2 separate regions of the Homo sapiens genome follow, and region 1 is linked to region 2. The links are chromatin loops, found by intact Hi-C in ENCODE. Cell type or tissue: mammary epithelial cell. All regions are shown on one strand. Each heading gives the region's core, and the rest is flanking DNA. Links, peaks and the distances in the headings are about the cores only. Region 1 has its middle 25 kb from the start of KDM2A. Region 2 overlaps KDM2A (lysine demethylase 2A).

Region 1 (15,821 bases), core at 3,366-11,365, 74 kb after region 2:
AGCCTGGCCAACATGGAGAAACCCCGTCTCTAATAAAAACTACAAAAATTAGCCGGGCGTGGTGGTGGGTGCCTGTAATCCCAGCTACTTGGGAGGCTGAGGCAGGAGAATCGCTTGAACCCGGGAGGGGGAGGTTGCAGTGAGCTGAGATCACACCATTGCATTCCAACATGGGTGACATAGCGAAATTCCGTCTTAAAAAAAAAAAAGAGAGAGAGCGGGTTCACTGTCTTCTGCTCTTCTGCCATCTGACAATGCAGTCTGAAGGCCCTTACCAGATGCCAGTGCCTTGATCTTGGACTTCTCAGCCTCCAGAACTATGAGAGTTCACTATGTTACCCAGACTAGTCTCAAACTCCTAGGCTCAAGGGATCTTCCCACCTCAGCCTCCTGAGTACTGGGACTACAGGCACGTGCCACTGTTCCTGGCTATAAATTTCTATTCTTTATAAATTATTTAGTCTTGCCGGGCACGGTGGCTCATGCCTGTAATCCCAGCACTTTGGGAGGCCGAGGTGGGTGGATCACAAGGTCAGGAGATCGAGACCATCCTGGCTAACATGGTGAAACCCCGTCTGTACTAAAAATACAAAAAATTAGCCGAGCATGGTGGTGGGCACCTGTAGTCCCAGCTACTCGGGAGACTGAGGCAGGAGAATGGCATGAACCTGGGAGACAGAGCTTGCAGTGAGCCGAGATCGCACCACTGCACTCGAGCCTGGGTGACAGAGCGAGACTCCCTCTCAAAAAAAAAAATAAATAAATAATCTAGTCTCAGCTATTTTGTTATAGCAGCACAAAGGGACTGAGGCAGGGGTGGATAAGGTGACCCCTTTCTCTCTGAGAGAAGCCAGATCTTACTATGACATATATATTTTTTTGAGATAGGGTCTCGCTCTGTTGACCAGGCTGAAATGCAGAGGCGTGATCATGGCTCACTGCAGCCTCAAACTCCCGGGCTGAAGTGATCCTCCCACCTCAGCCTCCCAAAGTGCTGGGATTACAGGCATGACCGGGTGTGGTGGCTCATGCCTGTAATCCCAGCACTTTGGGAGGCTGAGGCAGGTGGGTCACCTGAGGTCAGGAGTTCAAGACCAGCCTGGCCAACATGGCAAAACCTGGTCTGTATCTAAAAATGCAAAAGATTAGCCAGCAGTGGTGGTGCGTGCCTGTAGTCCCAGCTACTTTGGAGGCTGAGGCAGGAGAATAGGTTGAACCAGGGAGGTGGAGGTTGCAGTGGGCTGAGATCACGCCACTGCACTCCAGCCTGGGTGACAGAGTGAGACTCTCTCAAAACAAAACAAAGTGCTGGGATTACAGGCATGAACCAGCATGCCTGGCCTTCTTTTTTTCTTTTTTTCTTTCCTTTTTTAAACTTACTACTTTCTGTCTACAGTCTTCTACCCCACAGAAGTGGAGAGAGAAGTGGGTGGATTCGGGAAGCATCATGAAAGCTCACAGGAAACCAACTTCCTGTGACCACCAGTTATGCCAGAGGGTCAGTGAGAACCAAGGCAGGTCCAGGCACTGCGCACAGGTGCCCTACACAGGAAGGAGAGCGTAGAGTCCTAAACAGGCCACAGTGGCCCAGGCTAACAAACAAGAGTTTCTCCCTCCTGCAGGCTCACCCTCTGCCCCTCTCCCCTACCCCTGCCTTTGGGCTTCCTGCAAGGCCTAGTCCTCAACCCTCTGCTCTTCTCTCTCTTGAGGCTTTCATTTATTCTCAGAACTTCAGATGTCTTCTCTGCGGGTTTGTCCCTGTGGCTGCTACGGCCCTGAACTTTCCCCACCACCTGGCCAGTGACTTCTCTGTTGGAGATTCCCCTGCACCCTCCTGTGTGAAATGAGGTCTATGCTGTCCTCCCCTTCAAACAGGCATTGGATACACTCTCTCCTCCCTGCCGCCTCCTCTGCCTCCAAACACATGCACAGGCCTTCCCTGCTGCACTCTGTGAATTCCCACAGCCCTGAAAATCCATTCACCCAGCTTGGCAATTACTGCATGCTCGCTTGCGTTTGATTTTTTTCTGAGACAGAGTCTCGCTCTGTCGCCCAAGCTAGAGTGCAATGACAGGATCTCAGCTCACTGCAACCTCCACCTCCCGGGTTCAAGCAATTTTCTTGCCTCAGCCTCCTGAGTAGCTGGGATTACAGGCCTGCGCCACCACACCTGGCTAATTTTGTATTTTTAGTAGAGACGGGGTTTCACCATGTTGGTCAGGCTGGTCTCAATCTCCTGACCTCAGGTGATCCGCCCACCTTGGCCTCCCAAAGTGCTGGGATTATAGGCGTGAGCCACCACGCCTGGCCTCACTTCTGTGAGTGTGTCTGGTTCTCTCTCCAGTGGAGTAAGCTTCCTACAGAATGGGCTTGCTGTGTGCCTGTTTCCTCCACCATGTCTGGAATCAGGCCCCGAAAATAGTTTTCCTCATTCACTAAATGCTTGCGAAGGGTAACAGGAGAGGGGCCCCTGGTGTAGTGGCCGATGTTGGGGGCGGGGAGACAGGCAAGAGGGTTTGCCAGGAAAGAGGTGGAATTTGTAAAAGTAACTATTGGAGGAGTACATTGCAGGCACATAAAGTATTTGCATCTGAGCAAAGACTCAAATGGGAGTGAAATTATTGGAGGAGGAAGACATTGAGTCACTGCCAGGAAGGCCCAGCTGGTAGGGGTGGAGTTGGAGGAAGAAGAGGTAGAGGATACCCCGGGGAGAAAGAGCTGGTGGCAAGTTTAGAGCCCAGGATGGGACAAGGTTGATCACTGACAGCCACTAAAGATGGGAGAAACAGCTTGGCAGCCAGCACTGGGCACATGGCAGGCAGTTAGTTGCTGGAGGCCAGATACCCAGAGGGAGGAGGTGGTAATGGGCAGTGGTGATAGCGACTAGAGTGAGACAGTGACAGAAGAATGGGAAGAGGCATCCAAGTGGGTCAGAGAAAAGGAGCAGTGTGAAGTGTGGCAGAGGACATGGGGTGTGGAGGGTGGTGGCAAACTTGTAGTCTAAGCTTTGCCTTATGGTTGGGAGAAGAATAATAAAGGCCGAGGTACATTTGCATTTCTTGGTGGTTCCTATCCAACTCCATTCAGTGAGGTTGTTCCTACAGGTACCCAGTCTCCCTTGGAGATGCCCCATGGGTGGTACTGGGGAGAATAGAGACATCTTCCCTCTCCTGACCGGGTGCAGCCGGGTCAAATTCGGTTTGACCCAGCAGACCTCCTTTTTTAGGTTGCTGACTCCCAAGCAGGTGGCCTGAGGAAGTGGAGAAAGATGGACATCATTCCCATCTGGCTTCCTGCCCATCCCAAACCTGGTCCTCCAGCCCCCAATCAATTCTTCTTCTTCCTTTTTTTTTTTTGTTATTGAGATGACGTTTTGCTCTATTTTTTTTTTTTTTTTGAGACGGAGTCTGGCTCTGTTGCCCAGGCTAGAGTGCAGTGGTGCGATCTCAGCTCACTGCAAGCTCCACTCCCGGGTTCAAGCGATTCTCTTGCCTCAGCCTCCCAAGTAGCTGGGACTACAGGCGCCCGCCACCAGGCCCGGCTAATTTTTTGCATTTTTAGTAGAGATGGGGTTTCACCGTGTTAGCCAGGATGGTCTCGATTTCCTGACCTCATGATCCACCCGCCTTGGCCTCCCAAAGTGCTGGGATTACAGACGTGAGCCACTGTGCCCGGCCCCGTTTTGCTCTTGTTGCCCAGGCTGGAGTGCAGTGGCGTGACCTCGGCTCACTTCAACCTCTGCCTCCTGGGTTCAAGTGATTCTCCTGCCTCAGCCTCCCAAGTAGCTGGGATTACAGGCGTCTGCCACCATACCTGGCAAATTTTTTGTATTTTTAGTAGAGACAGGGTTTCACCATGTCAGCCGGGCTGGTCTCAAACTCCTGATCTCAGGTGATCCACCCACTTCGACCTCCCAAAGTGCTGAGATTACAGGCATGAGCCACCACGCCCAGCTGCCCCCAATCAATTCTGAGAGCCACCTTCACCCTGACAGATAAACACATAGACACACACTCCAAAAGGCTGGGATTACAGGCATGAGCCCCTGCGCCCTGCCCAGACCCTGTTCTTAATGTAAGCAAGTGAGTGTGTCTTTGTTTTTTTGTAGGTTTTTTGTTTGTTTTGTTTTTGTTTTTTGGAGACAGTCTCACTCTGTCACCCAGGCTGGAGTGCAGTGGTGTGATCTCTGCTCACTGCAACCTCTGACTCCCAGGTTCAAGCAATTCTCCCTGTCTCAGCCTCCCAAGTAGGTGGGATTACAGGCACCCACCACCATGCCCGCCTAATGTTTGTATTTTCAGTAGACACGAGGTTTCGCCATGTTGGCCAGGCTGGTCTCGAACTCATGACCTCAGGTGATCAATCCTCCTCAGCCTCCCAAAGTGCTGGGATTACAGGTGTGAGCCACTGTGCCTTACTTCGAATTCACCCAGAAGCAAACCTTGAGGCAAGGATTCAAGTGCAAGAAGTTTATTTGGGAAATGGTCCTAGGAAATACTGACAGAGGAGTGGAAAGTAAGACAAGGGAGGGAAGAGAACCAACGAAGGGTGCATCGTCGAGCAAGTCACTGCAGTGGCTGCTGGTGCTGCCTGGCTGGACACCTCTGGGAGACAGTGTAGAAGGGGACTCCACATTTTCCTTATCCACCCGCTGCCACCTGCCATTGGTTGTGGGCTGCTTCCAGAGGCTGTTGGCTCCCTGGCACACTCACTGCCCCATGTGTGTGCAGAGTCAGTGGCCTGAGCAACCCCTGGTCAGAGACACAGAATCGGGACTGCCAACGGCCCGTGGTAGGCACCACATCCAGAGCTACAGAGGGCAATGGAGAGTTCTGGAGAGTTCTTTGGATGCTCTGAGAGAACTAGGGTAGGGTATGGTGGGCACCAGAAAAAAAAAAAAAGTTCAGTTTGAGAGAATGTCAGACTTAGTGACATCCTTTACCAAGGCTTTCTAGGGATCATGGGCATTGAGTTTGAACTTGCAGATGTGGGAAGGAAAGCCCGCTGGAAACAAAAACCTCCTGTGCCACATCCCACTGCAAGAGCCAGCCTGCTGGGAGGCAGCCTGCTGGGCTCTAAGGCAGAGTTGGGAGGGCAGGAGGCAGGTGAGTGGAGGTCCCTGGTAGCAGTGTCTCCCGGCCTCCCTGCTCCCATGGGGCCCCTGCAGCCACCAGCCTGGCTCCACCCAAAGCCAAAGATGCCCCTTATTTATTATTATTATTATTATTATTATTATTATTATTATTATTGACACAGTCTCGCTCTGTCACCCCAGGCTGGAGTGCAGTGGTATGATCTCCGCTTACTGCAAACTCAGCCTCCTGGGTTCAAGTGATTCTCCTGCCTCAGCCTCCCGAGTAGCTGGGATTACAAGTGCCTGCCACGACCCCTGGCTAATTTTTGTATTTGTAGTAGAGACAGGGTTTTGCCATGTTGGCCAGGCTGGTCTTGAACTCCTGACCTCAGGTGATCTGCTCGCCTCGGCTTCCCAAAGTGCCAGGATTATAGGCATGAGCCACCACGCCCGGCCAATGTGCCCTTTCTTTTTCTTTTGCTTTCTTTTTTTTGAGACGGACTTTCGCTCTTGTTGCCCAGGCTGGAGTGCAATGGCGTGATCTTGGCTCACTGCAATATTTGCCTCCTGGGTTCAAGCGATTCTCCTGCCTCAGCCTCCCGCGTAGCTGGGATTACAGGCATATGCCACCACACCCAGCTAATTTTGTATTTTTAGTAGAGGTGGGGTTTCGCCATGTTGGTCAGGCTGGTCTCAAACTCCCGACAGGTGATCCGCCTACCTTGGCTTGGCTTCCCAAAATGTTGGGATTATAGGCATGAGCCACCACGCCTGGACTTCCTTTTTTTTTTAGAGAAAGGGTCTCGTTTTTTCACCCAGACTGGAGTGCAGTGGCGTGACCATAGCTCACTGTAGCCTCAAACTTTTGGGCTCAGGTGATCCTCTTGCCTCAGCCTCGAGGAGCTGGGACTACAGGTGCACTTCAGAGAGAGAGCCCCAGCCAGGGGCTAAGGTACCTTTCCTTTAACCTCCTCACAGGTCACACCTATATGGGCCAGGACCTTGCAGAGGTTGCAGCTAAGAAGCAGGGGCCAGAGGGTGGCCTGCTGCAGGAAGGCGGCTACCTAGTTACTGATCCCTAGTTACTCACGGGGGTGAGGGTCCCATTCTCCCCTGAACCCCCAGCAGTGTCCCCTGCAGTGTGAGCACTTCTCCGGAGAGGACAGTTTCTGCCCCAGTACTCACGCTGCAACTGACTAGCAGCTTCAGGGGACAGGGCAGGGAGAGGGGCAGGGTCGACCCTTGCTGCTTAGGTGAGAGGTCTTCATCCTGAACCCTGCTTGTCTTCACCCTGAGCGGGTGCTGGAGCATCATCCATCCAGAGAGGTCTGCAGGTCCCTCCAGCCCATCCTGCACATCCCACCACTGCTCTCACTCCTGCTCCAGGATCAGCCCAGCTGTGAAAATTCTCCAGTGTCCCCTCACCTGGCTCAGCCCTAAATCTTTCCCTCACTTCCACCACAATCCTAGCATCCCAAGCCCCATGCATAGCTGACCACAGACCACTGCCTTGTGAGCCTGGACTGGAGCAAACTTCAGCTAGAGGCACAGGGAAGGTCAGGTTTTGGGCACATGTAGGGGAGCAGTGGCCCTTCCAGCTGGTGGACAGCTGTTCCTGGTGTCCCTGCAGGTGCCTGGGCCTCTAGCATGCTGGCCTGGCAATCCTACCCCACCCCACCCCCGCCCCCTGGCGGGCTTTTAATACCTGGCATAATCTCTTCTGCTGATGCAGCTGGTTTTAAGGTGGGAAGAGGGGCCAGTGAACTTGGAGAAGCTTGGGAGCTGCTCTGCCTGCAGCCCAGAGACCCAGGACGGGTGGGCAAAGGAAACTTGAGCGAACAGGCACCAGGTGGGAAAAATGCGTGAGCAAATCTATTTTTTTTTTTTTTCTGAGACAGAGTCTCCCTGTGTCACCCAGGCTGGAGTGCAGTGGCGTGATCTCTGCTCACTGCAAGCTCCGCCTCCCAGGTTCAGGCCATTCTCCTGCCTCAGCCTCCCAAATAGCTGGGACTACAGGCACCTGCAACCACGCCCGGCTAATTTTTTTGTATTTTTAGTAGAGACGGGGTTTCACCATGTTAGCCAGGATGCTCTTGATCTCCTGACCTCGTGATCCGCCTGCCTCGGCCTCCCAAAGTGCTGGGATTACAGGCATGAGCCATCGCGCCTGGTCTGCATGAGCAAATCTAAAGCTATCAGGGGCTTTCTTTCTTTCTTTCCTTCTTTCCTTCTTTTCCTTCCTTCCTGCCTTCCTTCCTTCCTTCCTCCCTCCCTCCCTTCCTCTTTCTCTCTCTTTTCATTCGTTCTTTCTCTCTCTTTCCCTTCCTTCCTTTTCCCTCTCTCTCCCTCCTTCCTTTTCTCCCTCCCTTCTCCCCTCCCTCCCTCCCTCCCTTCTTTTTTTTTTTTTTTTTGAGACGGAGTCTCGCTCTGTTGCCCAGGCTGGAGTGCAGTGGCGTGTCTCGGCTCACTGCAAGCTCCGCCTCCTGGGTTCACGCCATTCTCCTGTCTCAGCCTCCCAAGTAGCTGGGACTACAGGTGCTGGCCACCATGCCTGGCTAATTTTTTGTATTTTTAGTAGAGATGGGGTTTCACCATGTTAGCCAGGATGGTCTCAATCTCCTGACCTCGTGATCTGCCCACCTTGGCCTCCCAAAGTGCTGGGATTACAGGTGTGAGCCACCACGCCTGGCTTTTTTTTTTTTTTTGAGACAGAGTCTTGCTCTGTTGCCCAGGCTGGAGGGCAGTGGCACGATCTCTGGTCACTGCAACCTCCACCTCCTGGGTTCAAGCGATTCTCCTGCCTCAGCCTCCCTAGTAGGTGGGAGCACACCCCACCATGCTCCACTAATTTTTGTATTTTTAGTAGAGACGGGGTTTCACCATGTTGGCCAGGCTGGTCTCAAACTCCTGACCTCAAGCAATCCGCCCGCCTCAGCCTCCCAAAGTGCTGGGATTACAGGCGTGAGCCACCGTGCCCGGCTTGGCTGTTTGCATTTCTATTGTCAGCTGCCAGCTGAGGTTTGTTTAAACCTCAGGAGGTATCCCCTGGTTCAAGTGGGTTACTGCTCCACCCAGGACTAGAATTTCACAAGTAGGTGTGCGTTGCACCCATCCTATAGGTCTTGCCTGGAATTGGGGCAGTTCACATCTTACGCTGCACACATGCATTTACTGAGCAGTGCTCTGCACTGAGGGAGGCAGATGGGTTGCTATTGGGTCTCTGGGACCTACCCTCAGCCAGTATGCCATCTAGGTACCAGTAGGGGCAGCCCTCAGGTGGCCCACCCAGCCAGGTCCTACTCTTGGGATTTCACCTGACTACTACTGTAATTTCTGGTGGCTACTTTGATTTTTCTTTTTTTGAGACGGAGTCTCACTCTATTGCCAGGCTAGAGTGCTGTGGCACGATCTCAGCTCACTGCAACCTCTGACTCCCTGGTTCAAGCGATTGTCCTGCCTCAGCCTCCCGAGTAGCTGGGACTACTGGCGCATGTCACCACGCCCAGCGAATTTTTTTGTATTTTTAGTAAAGATGGGGTTTCACCATGTTGGCCAGGATGGTCTCAATCTCCTGACCTTGTGATCCACCCGCCTTGGCATCCTAAAGTGCTGGGATCACGGGCCTGAGCCACTGCGCCTGGCCTGATTTTTTAAATAACCATTCTACTTTAGAACAGTTCTAGATTTGCAGGAAAAGTATGTTTCTATATAGCCCTGCACCAAGTTTCCCCTATTATTAATATCTCAGATTACTGTGGTACGTGTGTTACAAGTAATGATACATGGCTGGGCGTGGTGGCTCACGCCTGTAATCCCAGCACTTTGGGAGGCCAAGGCGGGCAAATCACTTGAGGTCAGGAGTTCCAGACCAGCCTGGCCAACATGGTGAAACTCTATCTCTACTAAAAATATAAAAAATTAGCCAGTCACGGTGGCGCACGCCTATAATCCCAGCTACTCAAGAGGCTGAAGCAGGCTGGACACGGTGGCTCACGCCTGTAATCCTAGCACTTTGGGAGGCCAAGGCCGGCGGATCACGAGGTCAGGAGATCGAGACCATCCTGGCTAATATGGTGAAACATCCTCTCTACTAAAAATACAAAAAATTAGCTGGGCGTGGTGGTGGGCGCCTGTAGTCCCAGCTACTCGGGAGGCTGAGGCAGGAGAATGGCATGAACCCGGGAGGCAGAGCTTGCAATGCCACTGCACTCCAGCCTGGGTGACAGAGCAAGACTCCGTCTCAAAGGCAAAAAAAAAAAAAGAGAGGCTGAGGCAGGAGAACCTCTTGAACCTGGGAGGTGGAGCTTGCCATGAGCCGAAATTGCACCACTGCACTCCAGCCTGGGCGAAAGAGTGAGACTCTGTCTCAAAAACAAACAAATAAACAAAGAAAAAGGAAAAACAAGTAATGATACATACAATATTGACACATTATTTTTAATTAAAGATCATACTTTACAAACTAACACAGGAACAGAAAACCAAACATCGCATGTTCTCACTCCTAAGTGGGAGTTGAACAATGAGAACACATGGACACAGGGAGGGGAACATCCCACACCGGAGCCTGTCGGGGAGTGGGGGACAAGGGGAGGGAGAGCATTAGGACAAATATCTTTTTTTTTTTTTTGAGATGGAGTTTCACTCTCGTAACCCAGGCTGGAGTGCAATGGTGTGATCTTGGCTCACTGCAACCACTGCCTCCCAGGATCAAGCGATTCTCCTGCCTCAGCCTCCCGAGTAGCTGGGATTACAGGCATGCACCACCACCTCCGGCTAATTTTGTATTTTTAGTGGAGACAGGGTTTCTCCATGTTGGTCAGGGTAGTTTCGAACTCCCAACCTCAAGTGATCCGCCTGCCTCGGCCTCCCAAAGTGCTGGGATTACAGGTGTGAGCCACCACGCCTGGCTTAGGACAAGTATCTAATGCATGCGGGGCTTAAAACCTTGTTGATAGGCGCAGCAAACTACCATGGCACATGTATACTTACGTAACAAACCTGCACGTTCTGCACATGTATCCCAGAACCTAAAGTAAACAAAACAAAACAAAAGAATACTTTATTCTGATTTCCTTAGTTTTTGTTTGTTTTGTTTTTTTGAGACGGAGTTTTGCTCTTGTTGCCCAGTCTGGAGTAAAATGGCACAACCTTAGCTCACTGCATCCTCTGCCTCCCAGGTTCAAGGATTCTCCTGCCTCAACCTCCCAAGTAGCTGGGATTACAGGCATGTGCCACCATGTCCAGCTAATTTTTGTATTTTTAGTAGAGACGGGGTTTCTCTATGTTGGCCAGGCTGGTCTCGAACTCCCAACCTCAGGTGATCCTCCCGCCTCGGCCTCCCAAAGTGCAGGGATTACAGGCGTGAACCACTGTGCCCAGCTTGATTTCCTTAGTTTTTTTTTTTTGTTTTTTTGAGACGGAGTCTTGCTCTGTTGCCCCGGCTGGAGTGTAGTGGTGCGATCTCAGTTCACTGTAAGCTCCGCCTCCCGTGTTCATGCCATTCTCCTGCCTCAGCCTCCCGAGTAGCTGGGACTACAGGTGCCTGCTGCCACGCCCTGCTAATTTTTTGTATTTTTAGTACAGACAGCGTTTCACTGTGTTAGCCAGGATGGTCTTGATCTCCTGACCTCAGGTGATCCGCCCGCCTCGGCCTCCCAAAGTGCTGGGATTACAGGCGTGAGCCACTGCGCCCGGCCTGATTTCCTTAGTTTTAATCTAATGTCCTTTTCTGTGCCAGAATCCCATTCAGGACACCACATCGATGGCATTGAGTTGTCATGTCTCCTTAGGTTTCTCTTGGCTGTGATGGTGTCTCAGACTCTCCTGGTTGTTGTTTTTTGAGACATGGTCTGAGGCTGGAGTGCAATGGTGCGATCACGGCTCACTGTAGCGTTAACCTCCTGGCTCAGGCAGTCCTCCCACCTCAGCCTCCTGGGACTGAGGTTTGAGCTACAATACCAGGCTAATTTTGTTTGTAGAGACAGGGTCTCACCACATTGCAGAGACTGCTGGTCTTGAACTCCTGTCCTCAAGCAGTCTTCCCACTTCGGCCTCCCAAAGTTCTGGGATTATAGGCATCAGTCACTGCTCCTGGCCTTTTCCTTGTTTTTGATAACCTTGACAGTTTTGAGGACTGGTCAGATTTGTACAATGCCCCTTAATTGGATCTGTCTGGTATTTTTCTCATTATTAGACAAGGATTGTGGGATTTTAGGAGGAAGATCACAGAGGTAAATTGCTTTGGTTAACTTATCTTTTTTTTTTTTTTTTTGAGTCTTGCTCTGTCACCCAGGCTGGAGTGCAGTGGTGCGATCTTGGCTCACTGCAAGCTCCGCCTCTCAGGTTCACGCCATTCTCCTGCCTCAGCCTCCTGAGTAGCTGGGACTACAGGCGCCTGCCACCACGCCTGGCTAATTTTTCTTTTCTTTTCTTTTTTTTTTTTGTATTTTTAGTAGAGACAGGGTTTCACCGTGTTAGCCAGGATGGTCATGATCTCCTGACCTCATGATCCGCCCGCCTGGGCCTCCCACAGTGCTGGGATTATAGGCATGAGCCACTGCAGCCGGCAACTTTTCTTTTTTATTTTATTTATTTATTTATTTTTTTTTTGAGATGGAGTCTTGCTCTGTCACCCAGGCTGGAGTGCAGTGGCATGATCTTGGCTCACTGCAAGCTCCACCTCCTGGGTTCATGACATTCTCCTGCCTCAGCCTCCCCAGCAGCTGGGACTACAGGCGCCCACCACCATGCCCGGCTAATTTTTTTGTATTTTTAGTAGAGACGGGGTTTCTCCATGTTAGCCAGGATGGTCTCGATCTCCTGACCTCATGATCTGCCCTCCTCGGCCTCCCAAAGTGCGGGGATTACAGGCCTGAGCCACCGCGCCGCCCGGCCAAGTTTTCTTTTTTTTAAAAAAATTATTATTATTTTTTGGGATGGAGTCTCACTCTGTCATCCAGGCCGGAGTGCAGTGGCTTAGTCTTGGCTCACTGCAACCTCCGCCTCCCGGGTTCAAGCAATTCTCCTGCCTCAGTCTCCTGAGTAGCTGGGATTACAGGTGCCCACCACCATGCCCAGCTAATTTTTCGTATTTTTAGTAGAGACAGGGTTTCACCATGTTGGCCAGGCTAGTCTCAAACTCCTGACCTCAGGTGATCCACCCACCTCAGCCTCCCAGAATGCTGGGTTACAGGCATAAGCCACTATGCCTGGCCCTGGTTACCTTTTCATATAAAAATCAAGTTGTCGGCCGGGTGCGGTGGCTCACGCCTGTAATCCTAGCACTCTGGGAGGCCGAGGCAGGCAGATCACGAAGTCAGGAGTTCGATACCAGCCTGACCAACGTCGTGAAACCTTCTTTCTACTAAAAATACAAAAATTAGCTGGGCATGGTGGCTAACCCCTGTAATCCCAGCTACTCGGGAGGGTGAGACAGGAGAATTGCTTGAACCCGGGAGGCGGAGGTTGCAGTGAGCCAAGATCAAGCCACTGCACTCCAGCCTGGGTGACAGAGCGAGACACTGTCTTGGAGGAAAAAAAAAATACCCAGCTTGGCGGGCGTGGTGGCTCATGCCTCTAATCCCAGCACCTTGGGAGGCCGAGGTGGGTGGAGAAACCCCATCTCTACTAAAAATACAAACATTAGCCAGTGTGGTGGTGCATGCCTGTTATCTCAGCTAGTCCAGAGCTGATGCAAGAGAATCGCTTGAGCCCGGGAGGCGGAGGTTGCAGTGAGCTGAGATCCCGCCACTGCACTCCAGCCTGGGTTACAGAGCAAGAATCCATCTCAAAAAACAAAACAAAAGAAAAACAACAAAAAACAACCAGCTTATTGGGGTTTGTTTTGTTTTTGTTGTTGTTTTAGACGAAGTTTCGCTCTTGTTGCCCAGGCTGGAGCGCGATGGCGCGATCTCCGCTTATGGCAACCACTGCCTCCCAGGTTCAAGTGATTTTCCTAATTATGGCCACTGGGTTGGCCATAATGATCTGATCTTGATCAGACAATGAATCAATGTATCTAAAACCAGGGGTGTCATTGGAAAATTCAGTAAGTTTTTTATGTAAAACCTTTGTCCTGGTCCGGGCGTGGTGGCTCACACCTGTAATCCCAAAACTTTGGGAAGCCAAGGGGGGCAGATCACTTGATGGCAGGAATTTGAGACCAGCCTAGCCAACCTGGGGAAGCCCTGTCCCTACCAAAAATAAAAAAATTAGCCAGGTGTGGTGGTGTGTGCCTGTAGTCTCAGCTACTCTGGAGGCTGAGGTGGAAAATCACTTGAACCCGGGGGGTGGAGGTTGCAGCGAGCTGAGATCGCGCCACTGCACTCCAGCCTGGGCGACAGAGACCCTGTCTCAAAAAACAAAAGAATATTTTAAAATTTTTAAATAGAAATAAAAATAACTGGGCGCGGTGGCTCACGCCTGTAATCTCAGCATTTTGGGAGGCGGAGTCGGGCAGATCACTTGAGGCCAGGAGTTTGAGACCAGCCTGGCCAACAAGGCAAAACCCTGTCTCTACTAAAAATATAAATAAATTAGCCAGGTGTGGTGGTGGGTGCCTGTAATCTCATCTACTTGGGAGGCTGACGTGGGAGAATTGCTTGAACCCGGGAGGCGGAGGTTGCAGTGAGCCGAGATAGTGCCACTGCACTTCAGCCTGGGCGACAGAGTGAGACTCCCTCTCAAAACAACAACATCAACAAAATAAATAAACAAACAAACCTTTGTCCTGGATCCCCTTTAACAATTCTGAGACCAAATGTAGTGGATCACGCCTATAATCCCAGCACTTTGGGAGACCAAGGTGGGAGGATTGCTTGAGGCTAGCAGTTTGAGACCAGCCTGGGCAATATGATCTCTACAAATTTTTTGTTTTTTAGACATAGTCTCGCTCTGTCACTCAGGCTGGAGTGCTTGATCTTGGCTCACTGCAACCTCCGCCTCCTGGAGTCAAGCGATTCTCGTGCCTCAACCACCCAAATAGCTAGGATTACAGGCACACGCCACCACACTGGGCTAATTTTTATATTTTTAGTAGAGATTGGGTTTCTGCATGTTGGCCAGGCTGGTCTGGAACTCCTGGCCTCGAGGGGGATGTGCCCGCCTCAGCCTTCCAAAGTGCTGGGATTGCAGGTGTGAGCCACCACACCCAGCCTACAAAAAAAAATTTTTTTTAATTAGTTGGGTGGACGGGCGCGGTGGCTCACACTTGTAATCCCAGCACTTTGGGAGGCCAAGGCGGGTGGATAACTTGAGGTCAGTAGTTTAAGACCAGCTTGGCCAACATGGTGAAACCTCATCTCTACTAAAAATACAAAAATTAGCTGAGCGTGGTGGCACTTGCCTGTAATCCCAGACTCCATCTAAAAACAAACAAACAAACAAACAAACAAATGGCCGGGTGCAGTGGCTCACACCTGTAATCCCAACACTTTGGGAGGCTGAGGCGGGTGAGTCACCTGAAGAGTTCAAGCCCAAAATGGCAAAACCCTGTGTCTACCAAAAAGACAAAAATTAGCTGGGTGTGGTGGTGGGTGCCTGTAATCCCAGCTACTCAGGAGACTGAGGCAGAAGAATCACTTGAACTCGGAAGGCAGAGATTGCAGTCAGTCGAGATCACACTACTGCACTCCAGCGTGGGCAACAGAGCAAGACTCTGTCTAAAAAATATATATATATACTATTTTTAAATGTTTTCCAGTTTTTCTCTTACTTCTTTTTTTTTTTTTTTTTGAGATGGAGTCTTGCCCTGTCGCCCAGGCTGGAGCGCAGTGGCGCGATCTCAGCTCACTGCAAGCTCCACCTCCCAGGTTCACGCCTTTCTCCTGCCTCAGCCTCCCGAGTAGCTGGGACTACAGTCGCCCACCACCACGCCCGGCTAATTTTTTGTATTTTTAGTAGAGACGGGGTTTCACCGTGTTAGCCAGGATGGTCTTGATCTCCTGATCTCGTGATCCACCCGCCTTGGCCTCCCAAAGTGCGGGGATTACAGGCATGATCCACTGCGCCCGGCCTCTCTTACTTTTTTTTTGTTTTTATTTATTTATTTATTTATTTTTATTTTTTTTTTGAGACGGAGTCTTGCTCTGTCGCCAGGCTGGAGTGCAGTGGCGCAGTCTCGGCTCACTGCAACCTCTGCCTCCTGGGTTCAAGCAATTCTCCTGCCTCAGCCTCCCGAGTAGCTGGGATTACAGGCACGCACCACCATGCCCGGCTATTTTTGTATTTTTAGTAGAGATGGGGTTTCACCATGTTGGCCAGGCTGGTCTTGAACTCCTGACCTTGTGATCCGCCCGCCTCGGCCTCCCAAAGTGCTAGGATTACAGGCTTGAGCCACTGCGCCCGCCCTTTTCTTTTGTTTTTAAATGACAGGATCTTAGTCTGTCACCCAGGCTGGAGTATAGTAGCGCAATCATAGTTCATTATAACCTTGAATTCCTGGGCTCAAGTGATCCTCTCACCTCAGCCTCCCGAGTAGCTGGTACTACAGACACGTGCCACCCTGACTGGCTGATTTTTAAAAAAATATTTTGTACAGATGGGGGTCTCCCTATGTGTCTACACTGGTCTCCAGTTCCTGGCCTCAAGCGATCCTCCTGCTTTGGCCTCCCAAAGGGCTGGGATTATGGGCATGCCCCGCCATGCCTGACCTGAATTTCTCTTTAATATAGGATCTGAACCAATGAGAGCTCTTAAGAAGCTTCAGACATCAAAAAGGGCTTGTTAATTTCAGCAGAAAAGAGCC
Region 2 (8,000 bases), core at 1-8,000:
GCAGTTAGGCAAGAAATTTCTAGCTATGGCAATTAGGCAAGAAAAAGAAAAGTTTGGAAAGGAACAAGTAAAACTACATCTATTCACAAATTACATGATCTTGTACACAGAAAACTATAAGGAATCCACACACACACACACACACACACACACACACACAACTATAAGAGCTAATAAAATCAGTTCTATTTCTATATACTAGCAACAAAAAATCCCAAGATGAAGTTGAAAAAAAATCCATTTATAATAGCATAAAAAAAACTAAGGAATAAATTTAACAAGATAAGTACAAGACTTATATACCAGAAAGCTACAAAGCATTGTTGAAGGAAATTAAATGGTAGCTAAATAGAAAAATGTCCTGTGTTCATGAACTGAAAGGCCTTATTAAGATGGCAATACTCTCCCAAATTTATCTTCCAATTCAAAGCAATTCTTATCAAAATCACAGCTTTTTTTCTTTTTGGCAGAAATTAGCAAGATGATCCTAAAATTCATATGGAAATACCAGCAAACCAGAATAGTCAAAACAATCCTTAAAGAGAACAAAAGAAAGCTAGGAGGATCACTTGAATCCAGGAGTTCAAGACCAGCCACTGCCTCTACAAAAAAAAAATATATTAGCCAGGAGTGCTGGTGTGTGCTTGTAGTCCCAACTCCACAGGAGGCTGAGGTAGAAGGATGGCTTGAGTCCCGGAGGTTGAGGCTGCAGTAAGCCATGTTCACGCCACTGAACTCAGCCTGAATAACAGAGTGAGATCCTGCCTCCAAAGAAAAAAGAAGAGTGAAGAACTCACTATAAAACTATAGTAATTTCAAAACTTACTATAAACATATAGTAATCAAGACTGGGTGGTACTGGTGTTTAAGGAGAAACATATAGATTGATGGAACAGAAAGGAGAATGCAGGCATAAACTCTTACACTTACAGTGAATTGATTTTCAGTAAGCATGCCAAGACCAGGAGCAGTGGCACATGCCTGTAATCCCAGCACTCTGGGAGGCCAAGGCACGAGGATCACTTGAGGCCAGGAGTTTGAGACCTAGTTTGTATCAAATAGTTTTTCTTGCCTAAGATAATCACACTGTGAGAATTAAGACGAATGATGGATTTATTTTACACATGAAGAAACAGAAAGGTAAAGCTGACCCAAGCTAACCTTTTTGGGTAATAGCAGAAAAACAACAAAAAAGCAAATGTGTCTAAAGGGAAAATATATCTGGTGTCACTTTTTCTATTACTTTGCTGTGCAACTATAGGCAGTTTAATAAATCATTTAACCTCTCAGATCTCAACTTTCCCTTGGAAGTAAACAACTTAAGGCCCCATTATGTTCTAAAATAAAGTCTTCTACACTCTGAATCCAACTCACATCATTTCAATTTCATTCCTATTTACATTATATATTGACAATTTGCTACATACCAGTCCCTCTGGTCTGTTTATGTTGCATTCAAAGACTATCTAATTTCAGACTCGGCCTCGTCTGTCCTGACTAGGAACACTGAGGGAGACCTGATGGTGGGGTTGGCAAGTAGCTCTCTTAGGGCTTTCCACATCTTCCTCTCAACTTCTATGTATCACAAATCTCAATCAAACAGATGTTAAAGGCTATTTTTTCAGGACAGCTTAAGCAATTCCCATTCCAAAAGGCACAAAGGAGTCTAAATGTTTAAGTACCTACCATGTGCCAGGTACTGTAACAAGCACTATGCATGTATTAATATATTTAAATCCAACATCCCTATGAGATATTAATACCCTCTTTACCAAAGCAAGGAAAATGAAAGAAGTAACTTGCCCAGGTTACAAAGCTAGTAATTGATGTGGCTAGGATCTAGAACCCAGGTACTTTGGTTCTAGAGCTGACAGTCCTAACCACTACTCTATGCTACAAAAATCCACTTGAGACTTCGACCAGACCAGTCTCTTAAGGTAACCGGAAGAAATTGTCAAGGACGACCTCAGATACAGCTTAAATGGGTCTGGCAGAGAGAGAGAAGGTGTAGTGGTGGGACCAGTCAGCAACAAAGAATGTCTTTTAGTCAGAAAACCATGCTTGGGCCAGGTGCGGTGGCTCACACCTGTAATCCCAGCACTTTCAGAGGCTGAGGCGGGCGGATCACTGGGTGAGGAGATCGAGACCATCCTGGCTAACATGGTGAAACCCCGTTTCTACTAAAAATACAAAAATATTAGCCCGGTGTGGTAGCAGGTGCCTGCAGTCCCAGCTACTCGGGAGGCTCAGGCAGGAGAATGGTGCGAACCCAGGAGGCGGAGCTTGCAGTGAGCTGAGATCGCGCCACTGCACTCCAGCCTGGGCGACAGAGCGAGACTCCATCTCAAAAAAAAAAAAAAAAAAAAAAGAAAGAAAGAAAAAAAAAAAACCCCATGCTTGGTAGGATAAAGGATTAGCAAAGGATCTTCCCTGGGGTAAGAGATTTCTGATATTTGTTAAGGGACACTACATTTCTAGCTATATTATTGTTTATCTAATATTCCACCATTCCTGGTTTCTAATTCTAGCTTTTCGTTGACAAACTACTGGTTGTTCAACTATTCTGGCTGAAATGAAAACACTGCTATTTCTAATCAGCATTTTCTATCACAAGGTGTTTGAACTCGGTACATTTATTGTGTGTATGCCATGAAAATGTGTTCTCACTTCCTATATTTGTAGTTATAATTTATTATAGACCTCTAAAAAGATGAAACTGTGGGCCAGGCATGGTGACTCACGCCAGTAATCACAGCGCTCTGGGAGGCCGAGGTGGGCAAATCACGAGGTCAGGAGTTCGAGACCAGCCTGGCCAGCATGGTGAAACCCCATCTCTACTAAAAATACAAAAATTAGCCTGCCATGGTGGCACGTGCCTGTAATCCCAGCTACTCAGGAGGCTGAGGCAGGAGACTCACTTAAATCCAGGAGGCAGAGGTTGCAGTGAGCCGAGATCTCGCCACTGTACTCTAGCCTGAGTGACAGAGTGAGACTCCGTCTCAAAAAAAAAAAAAAAAGAGAGAGAGAGAGAGAGAGAGAGAGAAGGAGAGAGAGAGAGAGAAGAAAAAAGAAAAAAGAAAGAAAAAAGAAACCAAGTGATGGGCTGAGCGCAGTGGCTCATGCCTATAATCTCAGCACTTTGGGAGGCTGAGGCAGGAGGATCACCTAAGGTCAGGAGTTCAAGAGCAGCCTGGCCAACATGGTGAAAACCCTTCTCTACCAAAAAACAATTAGCCAGGTATGGTGGCTCAGGCCCGTAATCCCAGCTACTCAGGAGGCTGAGGCACGAGAATCACTTGAACCTGGGAGGCAGAGGTTGCAGTGAGCCGAGATGGTGCCACTGCATTTCAGCCTGGGCAACAGGAGCGAAACTTCATCTCAAAAAAAAAAAAAAAAGAAAAAGAAAGAAAGAAAGAAACCAATCTTGTCACTATTAGATTTTCATGTCTCACACTGTGATACGATTTAAAAAAAAAAAATTTAGGGCATTGTTTTGTAAAGTTATATAAAGCTACATGGATTAGGCCGGGTGCAGTGGCTCACGCCTGTAATCCCAGCATTTTGGGAGGCCAAGGCAGGTGGATTACGAGGTCAGGAGTTCAAGGCCAGCCTGGCCAAGATGTTGAAACCCCATCTCTACTAAAAATACAAAAATTGGCCAGGCGCGGTGGCAGGCGCCTGTGATCCCAGCTACTCAGGAGGCTGAGGCAAGAGAATCGCTTGAACCCCGGCAGCAGAGGTTGCAGTGAGCTGAGATCACACCACTACACTCCAGCCTGTGCGACAGAGTGAGACTCCATCTCAAAAAAAAAAAAAAAAAAAAAACTACATGGATTAAATCTGAATCTTTGCAACATATACCAAATCCCCACTTCATAGCCTTAATATGTACTTGAATAAATAAATACATTTTAAAGGAAAAAGCAACCTCAGGCTTTCACTCTGCTCTCCCACAACATATGAATGCATACATATCCAAAAAATCAACTGAACTTTAAAACGCTGTTGCTTTCATTTTCTTCTTTGCAACCTTTTGAAAACCCAGCACTGCTGCCAGGTCACACACTGGGCCATATGTGGATAGACGGACATTGCTGTCTATCCCCCCGACCGTGTGTGTGTGTGTGTGTGTGTGTGTGTGTGTGTGTGTGTGTGTGTGTGTGTGTGTGTGTGTGTGTGTGTGTGTGTGTGTGTATAATTCATACAAGACTGTGTGTGTGTGTGTGTGTGTATTATAATTCATACAAGACCATGCTGAATATAGAAAAAATAGCCAGACACTCTGTATACAAAAATTAAAATGTAGTCCTAGCACTCAAGAAGATTGCTGGCCACTAGGGGGCAACAAATATGTAAATAAATTATAGAATTACAATTTAATGTGCTATGTATTAAGACAGGTAGATACAAATGTTATTGAAGCCCAGTAGGAAGAACAACTAACACAGAGGGTTTGGGGGAAGCTCCACCTAAGAAGCCACATAAGAAAAATGCTGATTCATTCAGCATAACTTCACTGGACATCTACCAAGTTCCAAAGACCATAGATACAGACTGTGTTGCTCCTCTATAGCAGTGATCTCTTCAAATTTTAGGGGGTTTCTCTTCACTTACTAGATTTATCAGTATCTCCTTATTAATAAGATATATATAAAACTTTCTTCTAAAATAAAAGGTTATACAAAGTTTGATAATTTCATATCTCATGATGGATTTTAATTAAAATGCCCTAAGGAAGTATAAAAAGAGTCGGAATCACTGCCTTACAATGACTAAGCCTTAGGCCCAAGTTTTTATCTTTTGATCTATATAAAACTTTTTGTCCCTAAATGATAAATGGCCTGAGCACAGAGAATAAGGAAAAACACATGTTTACTTTTAACATAACTGCCATATATATTACAAAGAAGATGCAGTGATAAATTAACATGGCTGAAAAGCTTGCATTTCTTTTACTGAAAGGTCAGCCTTCAAATACATTCTGGAAAAGATCAAATTCTACAGAGATCAACAGTACATAGAACAGTTTCCATACATGAAAAATGTTAGATCACAATAATTCCAACAACCAGATAATGTAACCCATAAATAGAAGGTGTCTACAGAATTTAGCAGGAAGCTTATGCGTACCTAAGTCTCTTGATTAAAAAAAAATATTTAGTCAGTAGGACCTTTAAGGAAAAAAAAAAAGATAGCTGTGAAGGCAGAATGTTCAAGAGAAGATGAATATACAAAAGTAAACTATTCCCTAAAAAGTTCCCCCAAGAACTAGTGTCAAATAGCTACTTATATACAGAATGATCCTAAAAGAGTCGGGATACACTTACCCTGACCACAAACAAGCCCTCCACAAAACTAATTGGTCAAGAAATGAGTTAAAAGTGCTAGATCTCTCCCATCACTGTTGCCTGCCTTCCTGCATACCATCAGGTATAATCAACTGTTCAGTGTGCTTGCTGCACATTTAACTATGATATCATCACAACTCTGCAACAACAACAACAAAATGTGGCTATCAATTCAAGATGAGGATAAGGCATCTCAACATCATCTTGAAGAGAAGCAATCTGAGTTTAGATGTTATATCTAAGGCACATTCTTGGTTTTTCCAAAGGTTTTACTAGAATATGCATATATTTGTCTCCTTGGGTGCTAACAAAAGCAGTAACTCGCAATATTAAACTTTTTAATTTTTTTTTGAGGCAGAGTCTCGCTCTGTCGCCTAGGCTGGAGTGCAATGGTATGATCTCAATTCACTGCAACCTCCGTCTCCCAGGTTCAAGTGATTCTCCTGCCTCAGCCTCCTGAATAGCTGGGATTACAGGCGTGCACCACCACGCCTGGCTAATTTGTTGTATTTTTAGTAGAGACGAGGTCTCGCCACGTTGGCCAGGCTGGTCTCAAACTCCTGACCTCAAGTGATCCGCCCGCCTTGGCCTTCCAAATTGCTGGAGTTACAGACATGACCCACCACGCTCAGCCCAGCACAGGAGTTTTGACCTGCTCAGTTTCCAACCTGAACCAGTGTACTCCCTTCTTGGTCCCCAGTTGCTGGGAGGTCACCATATTGATGCCAAACTTAGTACAGATACCTGATCTGTATACTGCATTACAGCCCAGAACTCCTTGCTTCAAGAGATCCTCCTGCCTCAGCCTCTCAAGTTACTGGGACTACAGGTCTTATGCCACCATGCCGGGCAAGAAGTAATCTTTAAAGCACCCCCACTCCACCCTCATACACAAATACTACTATTGGAAACAATAATATAACTCAGAAATATTCAGTTTCTCAGCCAGGCACCGTGGCTCACTCCTGTAATCCTAACACTTTAGGAGGCCAAGGCGGGCGGATCACTTGAGGTCAGGAGTTCGAGACCAGCCTGGCCAACCTGACAAAATCCTGTCTCTACTAAAAAATGTGAAAATTAGCCGGGCATGATGGCATGTGCCTATAGTCCCAGCTACTTGGGAGGCTGAGGCACGAGAATCACTTGAACCCAGGAGGGAGAGATTACAGTGAGCCGAGATCACACCACTGCACTCCAGCCTAGGCGATAGAGTGAGACTGTCTCAAAAAAAAAAAAAAAAAAAGAGAAATATTGTTTCTCCTGAAAGTCAACCAATTTTTTAACTTGATTTTCATTAGCCAGTGAAACACCTACTGAAATACAAATACTCCCTGAATACTTCTGTTTACTGCCTGATTTCTGTATCAACAAACACAGAAAAGGGAAACAAAGATAATGCCTAGTTTCTTCACCACCTTTTATAATTGATGCAACTGTTAAGTCATCAGTATAATACATGGTACTGGTCATGCCAATTTAGTTCCTAGAATATAAGGATTAATGAAAGTATTATACAAATAAGAAGTTATGGAAAAAGAAAAAACCCCTAAAAGTTGACCGTAAATCTAAAGGGGAAGTAAGAGTGACCTTTCTTTTTGCCAGTCAAGAAAGGTTACTATAAACCTGAAAGAACAGCTTGTCTTAAAAAACACTAACTCTAGATCTTTGCTTGGTTAATGATAAAAACCATGAAATTTGTCACACATGCTGTTTCTCCTAAGTCTTTAAGTGAATTAAGGGAGATAGCAAGCAGTCACTTGAAACCAGAAGATAGTCTATAAATGCACCTATTTTCCAGCTTTGCTACATTCCTCTCATCAGGAAGCTTTCCTACATGATCCTTCTCTCTGGAGCTGTGATTAATGTTTTGATTCATAGACAAAGGTCAGTCTCTTAATCAACAAATGACCTCTATTTCAAACTGTCAAACTTAAGATTTATGAAATTTCACATCTAGGAGTAGAAGCTTTAGAAGGAACTGGCATAAGATCAAGAGTTGGTATTCTAAGCTGGGTGCGGTGGCTCACACCTGTAATCCCAGCACTTTGGGAGGCTGAGGTGGGCAGATCATCTGAGGTCAGGAGTTCAAGACCAGCCTGACCAGCATGGAGAAACCTCGTCTCTACTAAAAATACAAAATTAGCCAGGTGTGGCGGCGCATGCCTGTAATCCCAGCTACTCAGGAAGGCTGAGGCAGGACAACTGCTTGAACCCAGAAGGTGGAGGATGCGGTGAGCCAAGATCGCGCCACTGCACTCCAGCCTGGGTAACAAGAGTGAAAGTCGGTCTCAAAAAAAAAAAAAAGTTGGTATTCTAAATTACTCCCTTCAAACACATATACTCCTACCCGTCCCACTACCACCATTACATTACAGTCCTGGCAAGACCTCTTTCCTTCTATGTGTTCAGTCACCCCATCTGCACCAACTAAAGTTAAAGCAGAGAAAACTATGTCTTCATCGCTGAAATTACCTAAGAAAGTTACTCTAAGAGTGGTAAACTGACTAACATCATTAAAAAGTACAATAGCAGGCCAGGCGCGGTGCTCACACATGTAATCCCGGCACTTTGGGAGGCCGAGGTGGGTAGATCACTTGAGATCAGGAGTTCAAGACCAGCCTGGCCCACATAGTGAAACCCCACCTCCACTAA

What was found. A loop is a pair of places that touch in the nucleus more often than their neighbours do. Peaks named below come from ENCODE experiments on the same cell type or tissue, not always from the same donor. Only the 100,000 strongest peaks of a DNase experiment are listed, where the experiment ranks them.
Region 1: a loop joins it to region 2, with 8 times the contacts of the local background. A loop is called at or near these places in 79 of 110 quality-filtered maps.

What each region holds. Positions count from the first base shown.
Region 1 is chr11:67,086,040-67,101,860 of GRCh38, reverse strand. No RefSeq gene overlaps it. Among named protein-coding and RNA genes, the nearest start is that of KDM2A, 25 kb to the left of the region's middle. RefSeq lists enhancers at 1,331-1,450, 1,167-1,667, 1,861-1,970, 6,503-6,562 and a silencer at 6,663-6,732. In mammary epithelial cell, for the core only: a CTCF peak has its summit at 6,771 (motif pointing left); no DNase peak of the experiment used is centred there.
Region 2 is chr11:67,164,777-67,172,776 of GRCh38, reverse strand. All of the region lies in intron 2 of KDM2A (lysine demethylase 2A), which reads right to left. Among named protein-coding and RNA genes, the nearest start is that of KDM2A, 50 kb to the right of the region's middle. In mammary epithelial cell, for the core only: a CTCF peak has its summit at 4,321 (motif pointing right); a DNase peak (open chromatin) is centred at 4,426; H3K27ac peaks cover 1,354 bases.